2 separate regions of the Homo sapiens genome follow, and region 2 is linked to region 1. The links are chromatin contacts, found by Hi-C or POLR2A ChIA-PET in ENCODE. All regions are on one chromosome and are shown on one strand. Each heading gives the region's core, a stretch centred on a gene start or an enhancer-like site at or near the end of the contact. The rest is flanking DNA. Distances are from core to core; before and after follow the strand shown.

Region 1 (5,838 bases), core at 3,291-5,790:
TTTTTTTGAGACAGGGTCTCACCCTGTCACTCAGGCTGGAGCACAGTGGTGTGATCACAGCTCACTGCAGCCTCGACCTCCTGGACTCAGGTGATCCTCCCACCCCAGCCTAATGAGTAGCCGGGACCACAGGCATGCGCCACCACATCCAGCTAATTTTTTTTGTTGTTTTTGGAGAGATGAGGTCTCCCTGTGTTGCCCAGCCTGTTCTCAAACTCTGGGCTTATCCTCGTGTCTAGCAATTCTCCCGTCTCAAGGTGGTTTGGATTACAGGCATGTGCCATCATGCCCAACCATAATTCTAATATATTTTAAAATATGATTCAAGTAAACCATGTGAGAGTATCTGCTGTATACCCACCATTGTTATGTCCATTATGGTACCCTTCATATAACCCTGTGTTGAAATATCCCCAGGGACAGATAAAGAAAACCACTGTCACACAACTAGGGAGTGATGGAGCATTCTTCACATCAGGCTCACCTTTTGCCTCAACATGCTTTCTCCTTGAGACCTAAATTTTTCTTCTTTCCAATTGCTTGGGAGTAGCCTTTCCCTTTAGATAACCTCATTATTTTCTTATCTCGTATTTACACCTCTGCTCTCTGCCAGTCTCTGATTAAAAAAAAAAAAAAAACTCAAAAGCAATTTATAATGATTTGTAAATGCCCTTGATTGTGGGCAGTTTATCATGGAAGATTCTTCTCAAGTAGCACATTTCTGGGATGTCAGTCAGTAATACAGTGGTTCCCCCTTACCCACGTGGAATATGTTCCAAGACCTCCGGTGGATGCCTGAAACCATGGGAAGTATTGAACCCTACATACATTCCTTTTGGACTGTAACTGAGCCTATGAGATGCAACAGCAAAATGAGCACAAACGTCTTTTTCCTTCTTACAGTAGATGTCAGCAACCTCAGCATAGGAATTTTTTCTTTCCTTACGAAGTCAAGAACTTCTGCCTTTTCACTTAGTACTTTACAGCTTCACTTTGGTGTGTCCGAATTGCCAGCATCACTCCTCTTTTACTTTGGGGCCATTATTAACTAATAATCAGGGTTACTTGACCACAAGCACTGCAAAACCATGACAGTTCATCTGATGGTAACCGAGATGGCTACTAAGTGACTTATGGTCGGGTAGTGTATACTCTGGACAAAGGGATGATTCACATCCCAGGTGGGATGGTGTGAGATTTCATCACACTATTCAGTACGGTGCTCAATTTAAAACTTATGAATTGTTTATTTCTGAAATTTTCCATTTGATATTTTTGGACTTTGGGTGACTGTAGGTAACTGAAACCGTGGAAACTGAAACTGCAGATAAGAGGAAGACTGCTGGGTGTTCAGTGTTACTTTCCTGTGGAGCTACAGGATAGTTCTACTCTTTAGTTTCATCTTTGATTCTTTAAATTCCTATGTAGGAAAAAATATCACTGCTATCACACAGAGAACTGTTTATTACTTTATTCTTTCATCTGTTTTCTGTTTTCAGGATATCCTTAGCAAATTGCACACAGTGAAGAAATTATTCAGACATACTTTTCCATTTTGACTCATCAAGTTCTTTGGCTTCCCATGGTTTAGGTGTTGAACCATAAGTCATTTTGGAAATGCATGCTGTCATATCTGGGTTTTATTTTTTAATATATACATACATATATATGCACACATGCATTTATTTTTAATACACGTATACAAATATATTCAGAATAATCAAAACACAAACTCATAGGGTGACTAAATTGTCAGTTACTTTGAATTTGAAATTGAGTTGGACCCTTATGACAAAACCAAGGGTTATTTTGACTTCCTGGGACTAAATCTTTATGGCTGTTTGATATGCTAAGCAATGGTGTTTATGGACTTAAGCCACAATTGAGGGAAAAGAATTTCTTCTTCAACTCTATTTAAGGTTCTCCAAGATAGAAGAGAGTTCAATATATGGTTGATTCTTTAATGGGATCCAGCTAGAATATAGCACATAACTATCATTTTCATAAAAATTCAAAAAGGAAGTCACCATAACTAGGATGACATAAAGGCATGTCATAGCCTTCTTCCTACAGGGACTTACTATAATCCTGTGACCCCAGGCAGAGGGTTAAAATGCCTACTTTGGAACATACCCTTTCCCATCATCTGAGCAACTGCTGAATTTGTCACCTTGTAAACCACTTGGATAGATCTCACTCCATGAAGGGCATTCATGCCACCCAGCTTCCATCAAAAATGCCACTTTACATTGTGCTTGGTGATTTTGCAGCTATTAATTCTTGGATCATTCCATACATTATCTCTGAGTTTCCATGGATAAATTGTTGATAGTATACCTATTTTCCACAGAAAACAGATGTTAATATTAACTTGGTCAAGGTCACATACCTAGTTAATAGTATGTCCAGAATTTGACACCAGGATTTCTATCTTCTAATCATCATTCCTGTTAATTAAGCACCTTCTGTATACCTTGCAGTGATTTAGGCATCATCTTTAATCATTACATGTTTCCTGACAGGTAGGTCTTACTGTCACTCATTTTACATATGTTGAAAATGAGGCCTAGAAAGGTGAAATGAATTGGTGAAATTCACTTGCATTGTAACAGAATGAGAATTCACACGGAATCTCTCAGTCTTCATACCTGTGCTTTTTCTGCTTCATTCACTTGAAACATGAAGAAACACTAGTGTTGTAGGTTTTGGGTGGTGAAATGAAAAGTATCAATCTGTAAACAGTTCTCTAGTGGCTGGGTTTGGCCCACTATCAAAGCTTTTGGTTGGTAAGAGCACAGAGTTCAGCGTTCTGCATTTGGGCTGCTCTAACTTTTTTATTCTGCCAAGTGCTGACTGTTAAAACTCATCTCACTGCTAAGCCTTCCTCAAGTCTTTGGCACCCTTGCTATAGAGCCAGGTGGTCTGAAGAAAAGCTCCCTCTAGGTTGTTGCACACTGTACACAACACATTACAGTGCGAGACAACTGTCAGTTCCTTCCTTTCCTTCTCCCCTACCCTTCCAGAAAGCTGGGCCCCAGATGGAAGAGCTGGAAATGTGTCAACTGTTCTCTGAAGGGCATTGAGAAAATACTGTCAGGAAGAAAAGGCAAGCGCAACAGCTCATTAGTCCACTAATCAGACAGGACGACCATCAATTTCACAAAGAAAATGTCCTGAACAGAGAAATGGGAAGGGCTGGCAGAGTGTTGCCCACATGGTTCTGAGAACTGCACATTTTTGTCAGGGGATTTGTAACTTGGGGGCATTGCTTTCTTGATTGACTTTATTATATCCCTTTCCCAAGTGTGGCCACTGCAAACTGAAGCATAAAAATGGTATTTGGAGATACTTTTCTACAAATACCATTGTGTCCCATCAATGCACAAAAATGTTCCTTGTTGCCAGGATCGTGAACACTCTTGTATGTATTGTCTTTATAGCTGTGCTCTCACAGAAGGAAAACTTGGACTTTACCTTCTTATTTGAGCCTTTGCTCCCCATTTTTTACACTTTAATTTGAATTCAGCAGTTATTGGAGAATGAATGGCTGGTACTTAAGTGAAAAGCTTAGAATTACTGTGAGGAACATAGCTCAATTTAAAGGTGATTATGGTAACCCTGGTCGTATTATTAACTAAGTATGTAACAAGTTCTCTTTGATAGGGAAAAATAACTTGTTAGATATATTAGAATATTACTCATTGGTATCAAGTCTGATTCCTGTTAGCTCAGACCTACCTAATTGCAGCATCATGAAGTTTATCTAATTTATCTTTCTGGAATTTTGTTGCCATTTAGTATTATCAAACAACTGCCTATTATTAATTGTTCCCATAGATGAAGTAGCCTCTGCTTCATGTAGACTCAGCTCTACTTTTCATCTTTTTGAACAATGTATAGCATGAATGACATTTACATGTTTGAGGTCAGAGAGGTTGACTCCCTCTTTTTTCCTACTTGATGTAGTTGATATGTATATATATAATTTAGTACATCATTATTAATGGTGATTTTTTTTTTTTTAAGACAGAGTCGCTCTGTCACCCAGGCTAGAGTGCAGTGGCATGATCTTGGCTCACTGCAACCTCCGCCTCCCAGGTTCAAGCGATTCTCTTGCCTCAGCCTCCTGAGTAACTGGGACTACAGGTGCCCACCACCACACCCAGCTAATTTTTATATTTTTAGTAGAGACAGGGTTTCACCATGTTGGCCAGGCTGATCTCAAACTCCTGACCTTAGGTGATCCACCCGCCTCAGCCTCCCAAAGTGCTAGGTTTACAGGCATGAGCCACCGTGCCCAGCCTATTAATATTGATTTATATATAACTGATTGATTTTCTTTTCATGTCTTGCAGTTGAGGCCTAAGTCTAGATAGTTCCCATGTTAGCTTTTTCACCCCTAATAATTTGATTCATTTATAAGGAGAAGTTAAAGAAAATGCATTTGAGGTAAGCTATATTTGTAACCTGGTTTCTTCCTTTCTCAGCCACTATCTAAAGACTGCTAACTTTCAGTTCACATCACCTCTTGACCTTGTTTCCTCATTTTAGTTCCTAGGGTTGAAGTAACAAAGTACCACTAACTGAGTGGCTTAAGACAATAGAAATTCATTCTCTCACAGTTCAGAAAGCCAGAGGCCCAAAATTGAGGTATCAGCAAGGTTGATTCCTTCCCGGGGTTTCAGAGGACAAATGTGTCCCCTTCTCCCTCCTGGCTTGCTGGTTGCTGGCACTCCTTGGCATTCCTCGGTGTATAGATGTGTCACTCTAGTCCCTGCCTCTGTCGCCACTTGGTGTGACTGTCCTCTCTTTGGCTTCCCTCTGTGTATGTCTCTGTGTCTGTGTCTCATCCCTTCTTTAAGGACACCATTCAGATTGGATTTAGAGCCCACCCAGACAATCTAGGATGATCTCATCCTCTCAAGATTTTTAACTTAATGATATCTTCAAAGACCCTTTTGCCAAATCAGGTAACATTCACAGTTCCAGATGTTGGGATGTGGACATATCTTTTAGGGGGTCACTATTCAGCCTATTATACCAAGCAGTCCTCTAGGGAAGTATGTTGGTATTTCAAATTGTTGTCTGTTTTTGCAAACTTTTAGAAAACCCTAACCTCCATTTCTCTGATTCTCTGCAGTTGGTCCTGAGAAAAGGGTGCCAGCGATGCCTGGATCGCCTGTGGAAGTGAAGATACAGTCCAGATCCTCACCTCCCACCATGCCACCCCTCCCACCAATAAATCCTGGAGGACCGAGGCCAGTGTCCTTCACTCCTACTGCATGTGAGACCTCTTAGTTACTTATGTTTGTAGTTCAGAGTGACATTTGGATCTAAGTGACTGACTTGTATGAAGCGTTCCACATATATTATTCAGTGTTTTCAAAGTACTATTGAAAATATAGACACAGATATATATTTCTGGTTGTTTCTTTTATAAATTACTTTTACCCTCTGAGAATAATACTTAGCTTATTTGGATATTTAGTTGTTTAAATATTTTGTTTTCATATTCTTTGGCTGGTAACTATTTTTATTTCTTTGACTCTAACAATAATGAATTTAAATTATTATATTGCCTTATGGGATTCCAAGTAAGTTTTCTAAAATTATAGAATTCTAAAAATGTTCCAGTGCTGTCATGGTAAGACTTTTTACAAAAGAGAATATTGTTGTATTTGTTTACTAGGGCTGCCATAATGAAATACCACAGACTGGATGGTTTAAACAATTTATTTTTATTCACTTTTTCACAGTTCTGGAGGCAAGAATGTAAAGATCAAGGTATTGGCAGGTTTGGTTTTACCTGGGCCTTGTAGATGGTTGCCTTCTTGCCAT
Region 2 (6,158 bases), core at 2,821-5,320, 170 kb after region 1:
CCTGTCTCTACTAAAAAAAAAAAAAAAAAAAAAAAAATTAGCTGGGTGTGGTGGCACACTCCTGTAGTCCCAGCCACTCCGGAGCCTGAGGCAGGAGAATCGCTCAAACTCGGGAGGTGGAGGTTGCAGTGAGCCAAGATTGTGCCACTGCACTCCATCCAGCCTGGGTGACAGAGAGAGAGACTCCGTCTCAAAAAAGAAAAAAGAGAAAAATAAGATTTATTGATTTTTTCCCCCAATTGCAAAAGTCAATGTTCAATGCAGAGAAAACAATTTTGTAAAAACCCACACAAAAACAAAAAACCAAAACTGTCACCCAGAGATCGCCACTGCACTATTAACCTCTTGGTGGATATCCTTTGGCATATATGTGTAATAAATATGTTTACAGATATGGATACAGATATAAATATCACAGACTATATTTGAGTCAGGTGATGCCAAATAGAGTCACTGAATTTGGTGAAAATTCATCACACTGTCTTCCTGTAGCGCAATGTCCAACAAACAGACTGATTTAATGGGATCACTGCACATGTGGTTTTATCACTTAAAACTTTTTCACTTAAAACAGTAATATAGCTGGGCATGGTGGCTTATGCCTGTAATCCTAGCACTGTGGGAGGCCGAGGCAGGCAGATCACTTGAGGCCAGGAGTTCAAAACCAGCCTGAGCAACATGATGAAACCTTGCCTGTACAAAAAATACAAAAATTAGCCAGGCATGGTGGCATGTGCCTGTAGTCCCAGTTACTTGGGAGGCTGAGCTGGATTGCTTGAGTCCAGGAGTTCAAGGCTGCAGTGAGCCGTGATCATGCCACTGCACTCGTGAGACCCTGTCTCGGGGAAAAACAAAAACATCAGTAATATGGACATCTTTGCATTTCAGCAACAATAGACCTGCCTCATTCTTTAAACAGCTACTTTGTATTCCATTGTGCATGGTGTACTGTGATTTACTTCTGTCATCTCCCATTGTTGGTTAGTGAGGTTATTTTCAGTTTGTCATCAGTATAACAATTATACAGGGAACAACTTCGGAAGTACATCTTTGCTCTTTTCTAAGTTCCTAGAAGTGATTTTGCAGGTCAGAGTTGAAAGGGTTTTGTTTTTTTTTTTTTTTGAGATGGAGTCTCGCTCTGTTGCCCAGGCTGGAGTGCAATGGCAGGATCTCAGCTCACTACAACCTTCGCCTCCCAGGTTCAAGTGATTCTCCTGCCTCAGCCTTTCTAGTAGCTGCGACTACAAGGCACCTGCCACCATGCCCCGCTAATTTTTTGTATTTTTAGTAGAGACGGGGTTTCACCATGTTAGCCAGGATGGTCTCGATCCCTGACCTCGTGATCTACCCACCTCGGCCTCCCAAAGTGCTAGGATTACAGGTGTGAGCCACCGTGCCCGGCCTTTTTTTTTTTTTTTTAAAGATTAATTATCTACTTCAAAAACTATATGTATACAGTGCAATATTGTAAAACTATCACAGGACATAGAGTGAACAGGAATTCTCCATCCACTGTGACCCACTTCCCCATATCACGGGCAATCATGTTCGAAAAGTGTTCTTTGTAAACCTCTTATTTTGTCATAATTTTATTATTGATTGATTGATTTTTGAGACAGGATCTTGCTCAGTCACCCAGGCTGGAGTACAGTGGCACAATCATGGCTTGCTGTAGCCTTGACTTCCCTGGCTCAAACAATCCATCCCCCTCAGCCTCCTGAGTAGCTGGGACTACAGGTGTGTGCCACCACTGCCAGCTAATTTTGGTATTTTTTGTAGAGACAGGGTCTTGCTATATTGCCCAGGCTGGCCTAGAACTCCAAGGCTCAAGCAATCCACCCTCCTCAGCCTCCCAAAGTACTAGGATTACAGGCATAAGCCACCATGCCTGGCCTTCAATATATGTGTTTTAAAGCTTTCCTTTGTTTCATGAATTTAACTTATGTATGTATTTTAATTTTAATATAATTAATTAATTAATTTTTTGTTTAGAGACAGGGTCTCACTCCATCACCAAGGCTGGAAAGCAGTGGCATGATCATGGCTCACTGCAGCCTTGACCCTTGACCTCCCCAGTCTCAGGTGATTCTCCCACCTCAGCCTCCTGGGTAGCTGGGACTACAAGCATGCACCACCATGCCCATCTGATTTTTTTTTTTAAACTTTTTGTAGAAACAGGGTTTCGCCATATTGCTCAGGCTTGTCTCAAATTCCTGGGCTCAAGTGATCCTCCTACCTTGGCCTCCCAAAGTGCTGGGATTACAGGCATGAGCCACTGCACCTGGCCTTTTTTTTTTTTTGAGACAGGATCTCACTCTGTCACCCAGGCTAGAGCACAGTAGCATGATCACAGCTCACTGCAGCCTTCGCCTCCGGGGCTCAAGCAATCCTCCAGCTCAGCCTCCTGAGTAGCTGGGACCACAGGTGTGTGCCACCAGGCCTGGCTAATTTTTTATTTTTTATAAAGATGGAATTTCACCATGTTGACCAGACTGGTCTGGAACTCCTGGGCTCAAGCGGTCCACCTGCCTTGTTCTCCCAAAGGTCTGGGATTATAGGCGTGAGCCACACACCTGGCCAATTTTTATTTTTTTAGAGACAGAGTCTCACTGTGTTGTCCAGTCTAGAGTGCATCAGCTATTCACAGGTGTGGTCGCCTTGCCTCAGCCTCCCCAGTAGCTAGGACTACAGGCAGGCGCCATCACTCCTAGGTAAATTTGTTTGTTTGTTTGTTTGTAGAGACAGGGTCTTACTGTGTTGCCCAGGCTGGTCTTGAACTCCTGGCCTCAAGTGATCCTCCTGCCTGGCCTTCCCAAAGTGCTGGGATTACAGGCGTAAGCCATCACACCTGGCCTGTATTTCCTAAAAACAAGGATAACCTCTTCCATAAGGGCAATATACTATAGTTACCAAAATCAGGAAGTTGGGCTCTGTGCGGTGGCTCATGCCTGTAATCCCAGCACTTTGGGAGGCTGAGGTAGACAGATTGCTTGAGCCCAGAAGTTTGAGACCAACCTGGACTACGTGGCAAAACCCCGTCTTTACCAAAAAAAAAAAAAAAAAAAAAAAGAGGTGGGTATGGTAGCATATGCCTGTGGTCTCAGCTGCTCAGGAGGCTGAGGCAGAAGAATTGCTTTAGCCCGGGAGGTACAGGTTGCAGTGAGCTGAGATCGCACCACTGCACTCCCGCCTGAAGGACAGAGTGAGACCCTATCTCAAAAAAAAAAAAAAAAAAAAAAAAAAATCAGGCCAGGTGCGGTGGCTCACACCTGTAATCCCAACACTTTGGGAGGCTGAGGTGGGCGGATCACCTGAAGTCAGGAGTTCGAGACCAGCCTGGCCAACATGGCGAAATGCCGTATCTACTAAATTATAAAAATTAGCTGGGTGTGGTGGCGGGCACCTGTATTCCCAGTTACTTGGGAGGCTGAGGCAGGAGAATCCCTTGAACCTGGGAGACGGAAGTTGCAGTGAGCCGAGATCGGGCCACTGCACTCCAGCCTGGGTGACAGAGCGAGACTCTTGTCTCAAAAAAAAAAAAAAAGAAGAAAAAGAAATCAGGAAGTTAATATCAGTACAATTCTATTATCTAATTACAGGCCTTACTCAGAATTTTCCAATTGTTCCAATAACATGCTTTAGAGAAAAAGAAAAAAAAGGTTTTTTTGAACCAGAATCACATGTTGAATTCAGTTGTCATGTCTCTCTCGTCTCTCTTGTGTCCTATAAGCTGGAACAGTTCCTCCTTCTGTCTTTGTCTTCGAGACCTTGATATTTCTGAAGAGTATAGACAGGTTATTCTGTAGAATGTCCTCAGTTTGGGTTTGCCTGATTTTACCCTATGATTAAATTCAGGTCATGCACTTTTGTCAGGAATGTCACAACAAATACTGTGTCCTCCTCCGTGTGTCATATCAGGAGGCATGTGATGTTGATTTGCTCTATTACTGGTGATGTTACCTTGGATGACTTAATTCAGGTGCTGTTTCTGGCAGGAGATTTTAATTTTCCTGGCTATTGGTAAACAATCTCTGACACAAATCTATGTCTCCCCCAAACCCAGCCCCTGAAGCATGTGAGATTCTGTCCTTTCCCATCTCACCAGCTAGTTAAGTCTCTGCCCTCCTGGTACCTCTGCTCCCACCCCACCTTCCCTTTCTTGCTGCCTGGAGGCATTTAGTATGTGGCTTCTTTCTTTTTCTTTTCTTTTTTTATTTTTTTTGAGACAGAGTCTCTCTCCGTCACCCAGGCTGAAGTGCAGTGGCATGATCTTGGCTCACCGCAACCTCTGCCCTCCTGGGTTCAAGTGATTCTTGTGCCTCAGCCTCCTGAGTAGCTGGGATTACAGGTGTGAGCCACCACACCTGGCTAATTTTTGTATTTTTAGTAAAGACGGCATTTCTCCATGTTGGCCAGGTTGGTCTCGAACTCCTGACCTTAAGTGATCCGCCCACCTCGGCCTCCCAAAGTGCTGGGATTACAGGCATGAGCCACCGCGCCTGGCTAGTGTGTGGTTTCAGAGTGCGCCTGGCTAGTGTGTAGTTTCAGAGTGCGGTCTATGGGGCTCCCCTGGGCCCTTCGCAGGTGCAGCCTGCCTGGGGTTTCCCACAGGCAGTACTCTACACAGCCTGCCTTTTGGTTTTTGCTTTGAATTGTTCACCTACCTGTGACATTCCTCACTGATAACTCATTGTAAATAGGTCAATATGCTGGCAAATGTTTTCTTTTTTCTTTTCTTTTTTTGTCTGATAATACCCTTTCTTCCTTAGCTGGCACATGTTTTCATGATGGGGAGATGGTGGTGTCTTTTCTCCCTTCAGAGTGGTTGGTGGCCTGAGACTGCTGTTGTGAGGACATGTTTATGAGCTGTTTGGCACAGTTGTGTTTTTTGACTCTGTATTAGGCCATTCTTGCACTGCTATAAAGAAATACCTGAGACTGGGTAATTTATAAGAAAAGAGGCTTATTTGACTCACGGTTCAGCAGGCTGTACAGGAAGCATAGTGTCTGAGCTAGCAGATCTGCCACTGGGGAGGCCTCAGGAGGCTTTTACTCATGGCAGGAGGAGAAGGGGAAGTAGACATGTCACATGGCCAGAGCAGGAGCCAGATAGAGAGAGAGGGAGGCGCCATACACTTTTAAACAGCTAGATCTCATGAGAACTCACTCACTATCCTGAGGACTGCACCAAGGGGATGGTCCTAAACCATTCATGAGAAATCCACCCCCATGATCCAATCACCTCCCACCAGAACTCACCTCCAGCACTGGGGATTATAGTTCAACATGAGATTTAGGTGGGGACACAGATACAAACTATGTCAGACTCTGTGACAATCTCCCTTTTTTTTTTTTTTTTTTTTGAGATGGAGTCTCACTGTGTCGCCCAGGCTGGAGTGCAGTAGCGTGATCTCAGCTCACTGCATCCTGCATCTCCCAGGTTCAAGTGATTCTCCTGCCTCAGCCTCCTGAGTAGCTGGGGTTACAGGCAGGTGCCACCACGCCTGGCTAATGTTTGTATTTTTAGTAGAGACAGGGTTTCACCGTATTGGCCAGGCTGGTCTTGAACTCCTGACCTCAGGTGATCTGCCCACCTCAGCCTCCCAAAGTGCTGGGATTACAGGCATGAGGCACTGCATCCAGCCATGTGACAATTGTAAGAATGAGTGACAGGCAGGTCTGTTTGGGACTCACACCCCATATTTTGAATGAGGAGGCCCAGCAGGTCAGAAATGGGAAGGCGCTGGGCTTGGATCCCCATCTGTCTGACTCTTTAATGTAACAAGTTCTCACTGGTGCTGGGAGCAGCTTGTGAATGGGCAAGATGTGGTATCTGGAACAGGGACCACTTGCTAGTGGAGGAGACAGACAATAACCAAGTAAGCAAATAATAAATAATTCCAGGTAAGAAGTGGTAAGAAGAAAATAAAACTGAGTGATGTAATAGGGAGTGACTGGGAGTGCATCGTGGGGGGCAACTTGAGACAGGGTGGCCAGGAGGGCCTCTTTGGGGAGGTGACATTTGAGCTGAGATATGAAGGATGAGAAGGCACTGCCTGGGGAAGACTTGGGGAAGAGTGTTCCGGGGAACAGGAACAGCCAGTGCCAAGGCCCTGAGGTGGGAATGAGCCTGGTGTGTTCAAGGTAGGTCAAGGAGG

Evidence for each region. Hi-C counts contacts between places; a loop is a spot of excess contacts on that map. ChIA-PET counts read pairs that join two places held with the same protein, here RNA polymerase II (POLR2A). Pooled maps may share reads with other maps.
Region 2: a pooled map shows a loop between it and region 1 (6-fold over the local background). The contact joins two enhancer-like sites. A Hi-C loop is called at or near these places in 3 of 37 single-sample maps with no recorded cell type and 3 of 50 pooled maps. POLR2A ChIA-PET finds 5 or more read pairs at or near these places in 3 of 52 experiments (AG04449, CD8-positive, alpha-beta memory T cell and H1).

Annotation. Positions count from the first base shown.
Region 1 is chr20:33,601,816-33,607,653 of GRCh38, forward strand. CBFA2T2 (CBFA2/RUNX1 partner transcriptional co-repressor 2) reads left to right here. Exons shown (of 11, transcript NM_001032999.3): 2 at 5,141-5,284. Among named protein-coding and RNA genes, the nearest start is that of C20orf144, 58 kb to the right of the region's middle. RefSeq lists a silencer at 4,794-4,843. Within about 2 kb of position 4,541, at least 3 of the 41 ENCODE cell types and tissues checked have a DNase peak (open chromatin) inside an H3K27ac peak, as active enhancers do.
Region 2 is chr20:33,774,106-33,780,263 of GRCh38, forward strand. The region is part of intron 10 of ZNF341 (zinc finger protein 341); the gene reads left to right. Among named protein-coding and RNA genes, the nearest start is that of ZNF341-AS1, 34 kb to the right of the region's middle. RefSeq lists a silencer at 4,493-4,542 and enhancers at 4,633-4,922, 4,958-5,252. Within about 2 kb of position 4,071, at least 11 of the 41 ENCODE cell types and tissues checked have a DNase peak (open chromatin) inside an H3K27ac peak, as active enhancers do.